Linked DNA regions of Homo sapiens: region 1 is linked to region 2. Evidence: chromatin contacts called from ENCODE Hi-C or POLR2A ChIA-PET data. All regions are on one chromosome and are shown on one strand. The core of a region is the stretch at or near the end of the contact, and the rest is flanking DNA. Distances in the headings are between cores, read along the strand shown.

The links. A loop is a pair of places that touch in the nucleus more often than their neighbours do. ChIA-PET counts read pairs that join two places held with the same protein, here RNA polymerase II (POLR2A). Pooled maps may share reads with other maps.
Region 1: a pooled map shows a loop between it and region 2 (2.4-fold over the local background). The contact joins two enhancer-like sites. A Hi-C loop is called at or near these places in 2 of 50 pooled maps. POLR2A ChIA-PET finds 5 or more read pairs at or near these places in 3 of 52 experiments (A673, MCF 10A and WTC11).

What each region holds. Positions count from the first base shown.
Region 1 is chr2:152,593,064-152,597,849 of GRCh38, forward strand. All of the region lies in intron 9 of FMNL2 (formin like 2), which reads left to right. Among named protein-coding and RNA genes, the nearest start is that of PRPF40A, 120 kb to the right of the region's middle. Within about 2 kb of position 1,457, at least 8 of the 41 ENCODE cell types and tissues checked have a DNase peak (open chromatin) inside an H3K27ac peak, as active enhancers do.
Region 2 is chr2:152,495,387-152,499,833 of GRCh38, forward strand. The region is part of intron 1 of FMNL2 (formin like 2); the gene reads left to right. Among named protein-coding and RNA genes, the nearest start is that of FMNL2, 160 kb to the left of the region's middle. Within about 2 kb of position 2,410, at least 8 of the 41 ENCODE cell types and tissues checked have a DNase peak (open chromatin) inside an H3K27ac peak, as active enhancers do.

The sequences.
Region 1 (4,786 bases), core at 207-2,706, 97 kb after region 2:
GCAGAGAGATTGGCATGAAATCTGTCTCAAAGGCAGCATAAGTCAGAATATATTTGTTCTTTAACCAGGAAAAATATCTGACCAGGGTCCATGTTACAGAACAAAACATGGCAAGAGGCAGGCATGAATGAGGTTCTGAGGAAACAGTGGTGGAGAGACTGGAAACCTGTGATTAAAACAAACAAACAAACAAACAAACACCTCAACTAGAAGATAGATACAAATAGAAGGGAAAAAAGAGAAAGGGAAGAAATTCACAGTTACATAATACTTTACAGTTTAGAAAATGCTATATATATATATTGCATTTGATTCTGTGGAAATCTGCAAAAAGCCTTTTATGTAATTTGGATAAAACTTTAGGAGTATTGTGTAGCTCTGCAGAAAATACAGTAGAGGGGAGAGATGCTGGAGTCTGGAAGACAGGTGGTTCAGTTGTCAAATGACTCAGCCTTGGACCCAGTTTGTGGCCATGGCAATGAATATGAAGCCAAAAAATGAAAGAAAAGGCAATAAGAGATAGGGTGATCCACCGAATATGAGAATGGACACGAGGAGAATAAGAATCTGTTCAAATAATATACACTTAATGAAGAGGAAAGTAGCCCAACTATAGTCAACAAATACAATCTGGGGATTTCTTTTTTCAGGCAAAGAAAATAAAACTTTTTTTTTAATTTATTTTTTTAGTGGGGGTGTAATGCCCGAGGTCAGATTCTTAGCTGTGCAATGAAGGTAATGAATGAGAGAACAAGTTTAAACAGAGGTGACTAGGGAGAGAGAGAGAGAGAGAGAGAGTGTGTGTGTGTGTGTGTGTGTGTGTGTGTGTGTGTGTGTGTGAGAGAGAGAGAGAGAGAGAGAGAGCGAGAGAGAGCCAAATGGGGATTGTAACTAAGTAACTAAGGAGGAAAACTCCCCCACAGGGACCCCAGTCCAGAAGGAAAAGAGTGAAGAGACAAGGTTAGAATGGGCTAGAAGGATGCTCAGAAGAGACCAGCACAGTACAAAGGGGAAGGTGGTCAAGAGGATGAGAGGATTCCTGGTGGGTCTGGTATATTGTGATGTAAGTTTTTGCTTTAGGTGAGAAGTTAGTCAAGTGGTTTTTATATATCTTCCAAGTCTACAATTTTATGATTCTATATAAAACTTTGTGTACACATGCCTATGTATGTAACATGTATTGTGTGTACCTATTCAAATAGTTCCCTCTAAGAAAGATTAAGTGCTTCTTTGACTGCAGATATGAAAACAAGGTACCTAGATAATAAAATGATAGGTGCTTTCATTTTTCAAACAAGAACAAAAACTGACATGTTTGAGGCCAGTTGGCAGGAGAGCAACAATCCTAAAAGAGATCACTATGACTGCAGACAGTATTGTGACTTCCGGCCTAAGTTCCCTTTTATGACTACTTGGAAGGTGGCTGCGTCAATCCCTTGGCTCAAGTTTCATTTCAAAAATCTGCCATGTGTCTAAGGACGTCGCTGTTTCCCTAGACTGAGAGTGAGCTGGCTGTGCTGGCCATGCTGTTAGTACCACCGCACGAGGTACTGTTGAGGACTTGTCTGTGGAAGAAGCATCCCTGGCTTGTGTAGCTTTTGAAAGATGGAGCTTTTGAGTCTTGATTTAAGCTTTTAGTTTCCCAGCTCCCCTGTCCTACCCCAAACTGTTCTGCCCACTGCAGCTCAACAGCCATTCTTTATTCCTTTCAACACAGTGGTATATGTGGCTACTGCCCAGCTCTTTAATTCTATGTATCAGTCTGCCAAGAATATATAGTCAGACTCGGTTTTCATTCACAATTGACTGAAACACACTCACTAGAAGAAAATAGCCCAGTGGTTCCTACTTATGGTCCAACAGTCACTGTCAGTCACCCTTCATCTTGCAGTTGAGCTCTCTGACAAGATGTTCCCCGCAAACTCTGCGTCACAGGGGAGTGGAAATGGCCAGTCATGGTAACATGAGCTTTAGGCTCTGTGTTGTTTTGGCAGTTTGGTTTTGGCAGTGGAAAATAAGGGCTCCTTCCCTGCCAATAACTGTACTAGCAACACATGTGATATCCCAGATTTACTGGTTCACCACCAAGAACAACACTGAATTTTTCATTTCATTTTCAACTATTTTCCAGGAATAGATGTAAAATTAGTAAATGGTGCTTTCTATGTGGAACGTGTCAAGAACATGTTTAGCACATTGGTAAAAGATAATGATCTTTTTGTTCCTTGTGTATTTGTTCATGATTGATTGATTGATTTGATTGTTGTTGCTTTTGAGGCAGAGTCTTGCTCTTGTCACCTAGGCTGGAGTGCAGTGGCGCAATCTCGGCTCACTGCAACCTCCACCTCCCGAGTTCAGGCAGTTCTCATGCCTCAGGCTCCTGAGTAGTTGGGACTACAGACACGCCACCACGCCCAGCTAATTTTTGTATTTTTAGTAGAGACGGGGTTTTGCCATGTTGGCCAGGCTGGTCTCGAACTCCTGACCTCAAGTGATCTGCCTGCCTTGGCCTCCCAAAGTGCTAAGATTACAGGCATGAGCCACCATGCCCGGCCCATGATTGTTTGATATTATGGTGTCAGGCGTCCCAGACAAATTTGTTTACTTGGGTGGATTCATTCAGTATGAATTTCTGAACTTTGAGGAATGTGTGTTCTATATATTTTTTTTCCCATGCGGAGGAGATCTCTTTCTGTCCCTTTCCCATATTCTTGCTTGAAATCTAACATTCACCTGGCTTTGGGAAAAGAACATCTTCTAGCCTTATAATGAGTCTAATGTGACAGAGTGGGTACATCCCAGAGATAATCAGAGAACAGTTAGGGGCTGTTTCCATCCAACCTGATAAGTACCAGGGATTGTACCTGGCCTTATTAAACAGAAGAATTGCAAGGAAGTCTTTTTTTTTTTTTTTTTTTAGACCAAGTCTCACTCTGCTGCCCAATCTGGAGTGCAGTGGCACCATCTCGGCTCACTGCAACCTCCTCCTCTCAGGTTTAAGCGATTCTCCCGCCTCTGCCTCCAGAACGGCTGGGATTATAGGCATGTGCCACAACGCCTGGGTGATTTTTTTTTTTTTAGTAGAGATGGGGTTTTGCCATATTGGCCAGGCTGGTCTTGAACTCCTGACCTCAAGTGATCCGCCCACCTCGGCCTCCCGCAGTGCTGAAATTACAGGCATGAGCCACTGAGCCCGGCTGTCTTTTTTTTCTACCTTGGAAAATGGTGGAGGGCTCCTTTCTATATGAAGACACTATTGGTCTCTGTGTGATGTGGCTTCATTTTTATGCAGAGATGGTACATTTAGTAGTTCTTTGTATGGTATGGTTGATTCCCAAACAATCTTGCAAGGAATTTTACTATTAGTTATCCATTTATTTGCTTCTTTAGATTTTAGGTTTAAGAATCCATCATCTTTGTAGAAATAGAGGCTATTCTGTAATCCAGTAGTTTCCAACTTTTGGCCCCTGGAGCCCTTTTTATGCTCTTAAAAATCACTGAGGTCCCTAAAGAGCTTTTGTTTATGCAAGTTATATGTTGATATTTTCCATATTAGAAATTACAACAAAATTTCAGGCCAGGCATGGTGGCTCACGTTTGTAATCTCAGCACTTAGGGAGATTGACTCGTAGAAGATAGCTGCATTCTTAGATCTGCTTCTGCGTTTAGTCACTTCTGCTGTTGTTTTTGTTGAAGTAGATGAAGAAAATTTAGCCTCACACAGATATGTAGATGAAATAGAATTATGTCAACAGCATTTTCAGATAATAGTGGGCATTCTTCTTTGATACTATACAAACACTAGACAAGTAGTAATTTCTTAAAGGTTAGTCACAAAGTAGAATCCGAAATCGTATCGATGAACTTTTTCCATACTGTTGCATTAAAATCTATTTGCCTATATTGCACCTTGAATGAATTTATAAATTTGTAACAACATTCAGTGATCATTGGGAAAATAATGGTACACTGAGTTATCTAGATCTTCTAATAATTGGCACATTTCCTAATATACTATTTTAACAAATCACATGCATTATTTTTACCTCCAATCTCATTAGAAAATTCTTTAAATACTGGGAAGCAGTCAGACTCCTCGTGGTGGGTACAGTTTTCATGTGTTTGCTTAATTTTTATCATTGATAACAAATATTGTCAGCTGTTATCTTTAAATTAAAAGGTGCACTTTGTTCATTTTCAAGAAAATACCTGCCAAGTGCATAAGTCTGAATTTGTCAGTCATGCTTTCAAGTAAGAACAAAGAGTGGCTAGTTCATCTTGCAACTGAAATAATCACAGAAATGCTTTTTCCTCAAGACAACCATACTTCAATATGCGGCAGAAATGCTTTATGCAGACTCCCCATTTCATCATCTAGAGTATCATAAAGATGTGTATCTAGGGGTTGAGATGTATAAAATTAATACCTTTTACTGCTTCATCAATGATATTCTTAAGTGAAACTGGCTTTTTAAAACTGAGAATGCGTGGCTGTGGTGAATACAGGGATTACTGGTATAATTTGGTGCACTGCCTTGATGCATGCTATGGCACTGGCAGTATTCACTCATTGTTCCTTTTGTGCCACCAGTGCCAACTGCCAACTCTGTGAAAGTATTAAGTAACATCTTAGTAGTATTATACAAATAATGCTGCCCTCACAAACCTCATAAAAGGGCCTAAAGTACCCTTGGTGTTCAAGGACCACACTTTAAGAACTGGTACCCAAATCCATTCTCTGCTGTCATCTTGGGCTGGGTGGAAGTGGTTCCAATTGGCTAAGCGC
Region 2 (4,447 bases), core at 1,160-3,659:
TGCCTGTAATCCCAGCACTTTGGGAGGTTGAGATGGGCGGATCACTTGAGGTCAGGAGTTCGAAACCAGCCTGGCCAACATGGCAAAACACCGTCTGTAATAAAAATATAAAAATTAGCTGGGTGTGGTGGCACATTACTATAATCCCAGCTACTTGGGAGGCTGAGGCACGAAAATCCGTTGAACCCTGGGAGGCAGAGGTTGCAATGAGCCGAGATCGTGCCATTGCACACCAGCCTAGGTGACAGAGTGAGACTCCGTCTCACCAAAAAAAAAAAAAAGATTTTTTTCATGCCCTAAAAGCTTTTACACCTCCTAGTTGAGAGGACAGGATACACATACACACACACTTCCCTACCTGCCTGCCTGCCTCCAGGAAGCATATACGAAATGCCAATCAACTAGGATGCCTTGTTTAGTGTTAAGAACTAGAGAATGACGTGGATAGCTGTTCTGATTCTACGTTAGTATTTCTTAGCTTCTTTCTTACCCTAGTCATTTCACTATTAGGTTGGCAATAGTAATTCCCCATGTTTACCCCAGCATTAAGCTTGTGTATCTTCTATCAGCCCATACCTTATAGGTGGCAAGATTAATTTTAAAAGAATTTCAGACTTAAAAAAAGTTGCAAACTAGTACAAGGAGTACTAGTTGCTATATAATCTTTCTTACTTTCCCCAAATAATGTCTCACATAATCATAGTGTGATGATCAAAACTAGGAAATTAACAGGGACACAATACTATTAATCATTGTCCTGCTGATGCCCTTTTCTGGGTCCGGGATCTAGGGCCGGTTCCTACATTGCATTTAGTTGTTATGTCTCTCCAGTTTCTTCTAATTTGGAACAGTCAGTCTGTCTTTGTTCTTTATGATTTTGATAATTTTGGGGATTACTGACCAGTTATTTCATAGACTTTGATTCAGGCTGGGCATTTTTGGCAAGAATATCGTGGAAGTGATCTTGTGTACATATTAGTGCATTATCATCACATGCCCATGGTATCTGCATGTCTCGTTACTTTGCTAACTTGATCACTTGGTTAAGGTGGGGCCTGCCAGATGTCTCCACAGTAAAGCTATGATTTTTCTCTTTGTAATTAGTGTCTTGTGGGGAGATACTTTGCAACTCTGCAAATATCTTGTTTCACATCCTACATTTGCTAATTAATTTTAGCGTTTGTTGATTTCCTGGCTGCATCAATTATCACTGTGGTGTTTGCCAAATAGTGATTTTTAAATTTCTGTCATCCCGTCATATGAGTTAGAATTCTGTGAGGGTGAGCTATTCCTTCTCCTCTTATTATTTATTCAGTTATTTATATCTGTATGGATTCATGGATATTTGGTTATGGGTTACAATCTCTTCCTATGATTATTTATTATATTGCTCAAATTGTTCCAGATTTGGCTATTGTGAGGTCCTTAAATTTGGCTTGTAATGTTCTTTTGACATGTTCCAATTTTTGGACCAATTTCTTACTTTTGGTACCATAAGATGTTCCAAGCTTATCTTGGATTTTTTTTTTTCTTTTCCTGCTCCAGCCCTGGAATCAGTCATTTTTCTAAGAAGCTCTAGTTCGCCTTATTAGAGAAAGGTATATAGAAACCAAAATTTGGTGCTAGATGTGCTTATTGTTCCTAAGATGTCAGTACTTCTAGCCGTTCTCAACAGATAGAGCTAGGAAGTATATGTGTATACATATACATATGCACACGTTTGTATCTATATATTAAAAACCTTAGGGTTCATTCTCACTTTCCCCCTTATATGTAACTCTTTTATCTGAATGTGAGAAACCTGGTTGTCATTATCCACAATGTGTTTACTTATTTGTGCAATTCTAAGCTACACACATAGTAGTTTTCAGAATGCTAACACATACCCCACGAGAAATTTGCTAACTAGAATGTAACATTTGTGTGCATTTTTTTTTGTTTTTAGTGTTAGAATAGAGTACTGTTTTCTAAAGTTATTTAGGTTCTTCTCTACCTACTTTGTGCTTTTGTTCATTTGTAATACATTAGGTTCTCTTATTTCATTTTGATTAAAATCATGTTGGTTTTATTTATTTTTAGGTGATGTCAAATATTGTCACAGTTCTAAGACTTATAAATACATGAAAAGTATGCTCAGAAGGTGTCATTTCTTCCTCATTCTTTCTGACTCATTCCTGTCCTCTTTCTGTAGATAATCTCATTACTTCTTGGTTTATCCTTCCTGTATATATATTTTTTACACACATCAGCAGATGCATACTGTATTTTCTTATTTCCTTTTTTTATACTTGAAAGGTGGTATTTTTTGTTGTTGCACAAAAATTGCCACAAACTTAGTGGCTTAAAACAACACAAATGTATTAGCTCATAGTTTCTGTGGGTCAGGAGTTTGGACATGGGTTAGTCGGGTTTTCTGCTTTTCTGCTCAGACTCACCAGGCTGAAATTCAGGTGTTGGCCAGGGTTTCGATATCATCTGAGGCTTGGGAGTCCTTTTCCAAGCTAACTGGTTGTTGGCAGAATTCCATTGCTTGCGGTGGTTGCACTGAAGCCCTTATCTCCAAGAAGCTGCCCACATGACCTCTCCCTGGTTTGTCTCTTAGTAGTGGCTCTGCTGCTTTGGATTTTTCTAATATTTTCTCTAGCCCTAGACTATCTTTAAAGGGTATACTTCTTAAGGTCAGACCCACCCAGGATAATCCCCTTTCACCTTTGCCATATAATGTAACCTAATCATGGGAGTGAAGTCATGTCATACTCATAACCTATCTACAGTTAGGAGGAGATGATAATATATGACATGTGCCCCAGAAAGCAGGAATCTTGGAGGCTATCTTAAAATTCACCTTTTACCATGTAGCATACTATAGGTAGAATTGCAAGATAGCCTCCAAGTGCAAAAATTTGAAAAAGTATTGTTATATTGTCTATGCTTTTTCTCCATGAGATGTAGAGTTTTTGTTCAATTTATTAAAAATACTAATTTTGGCAGTTAGGGTTTGAATTTCTGTTCTAGTGTTATGTTTGTATTTTACCATTTTTTTTAAAAAAATGCCCACAGCCACAGGTTTCTTATTTAACTTTATATTATCTGGGTTGTCAGTTTTTAAGGATATTCTTGAACCCTTACCTATTTCCTGTACACCAATCCATGAACTCAGTCAAATTTCCAGTTTTACTCTTCCTTCTTCTATTTGTTTAAGTCGTATTACTTCTATGTTGTCACAACATATAATATTGTCACATTGTTCTTTCAGCTCTGCATTTCGATCTTCTGGCAGATTTTACTGACGATAATGTTTTTGTGTAACATATATTGTTGCTGTCTTATATCAGGAATCTCTCTACCACCACCCTTTTTCTTTAAAACCTTGAGAATACTGAGATTTGGGAGATCATCAAGGAAAATAAAACTGAAGACAAACAAATGTACTTACCTGAATGTTCAGAGACCTCACCATTCATGTGCATTATTGAAAACATGGCAAATGGTTCCTACTTCAGAAAGAGGCAGAATTAGTCCCCCTTCAACTTAATTAGTGAAGGAATTTGGCATCTTTGTAAACATAAAGGGCCTATGTGGTTCATGTATCTTTCTGTAAGGCAATAACCGTGAAGGGCAAAGGGGCCCTTAGTTAATTATAACTTGAGTAGGATGGGAGGGGTCAATGGCATTTTAACGTAGAAGAACCAAGTGTTAGTAAAGAGCTTTTCTTCTCCGGGAGCTTGGTCAGCTATGTTTTCTGTGAAGCCTGATTGGGGAGTCAAAGTCCCAGTGGAAAAGTGTTGATGAGAAGGCAGATTCTAGAGGATCAATATTTCGAACCTCCTTTTAAGCTCATCCAACTTCACAGCTAAAAAGCTGTTGAGGCTTCAGAAAAAGGAAAGGCACAAAGGAATGAATGAATCAGAATTTGCCTGGATGTGATGTTCCTGATGATGGTCAAAAGTCCTGAGAGTTCCAGCCTTGAGGCCTGGCTTCCCTCTCTCTGCAGGCCTCTTGCTGGTTGCTTTTGGAGGAAGCTGAGTGTTTGGGTTGTTGTGATTGCTGCTGTTGGGGATTTCATATAACATAGCTCTGGAAGGTCTTGTACTCATGACTATTAGTTATTCAAGGCCACCTAAAATCTAAATCAAAGAAATGACTAGACAGAAGTGAAAAAAAGGGCCTGATTCGTGAAACGATTTCCCAACTTTGTGATAGGTCACTCAAGGCTTAGTGTAGGCTTTTTTCAAGGTAGGTGTCTTTTAGGACTGAATCGGTTCCAAGCTATATGAGAAAGCTTGTGTGTGAATAGGTTTCTGCTGGCAGATGGTTGGCAGGCTCAACCATCAGCCTTCCAGACTTGGGATTCTAACAAAATTCTATTCTGTGGCACAAGCCTAGAATAAGTATGATCCATATAAATACATTCATTTATGCACATATTAGCAGTACACTGAGTTCT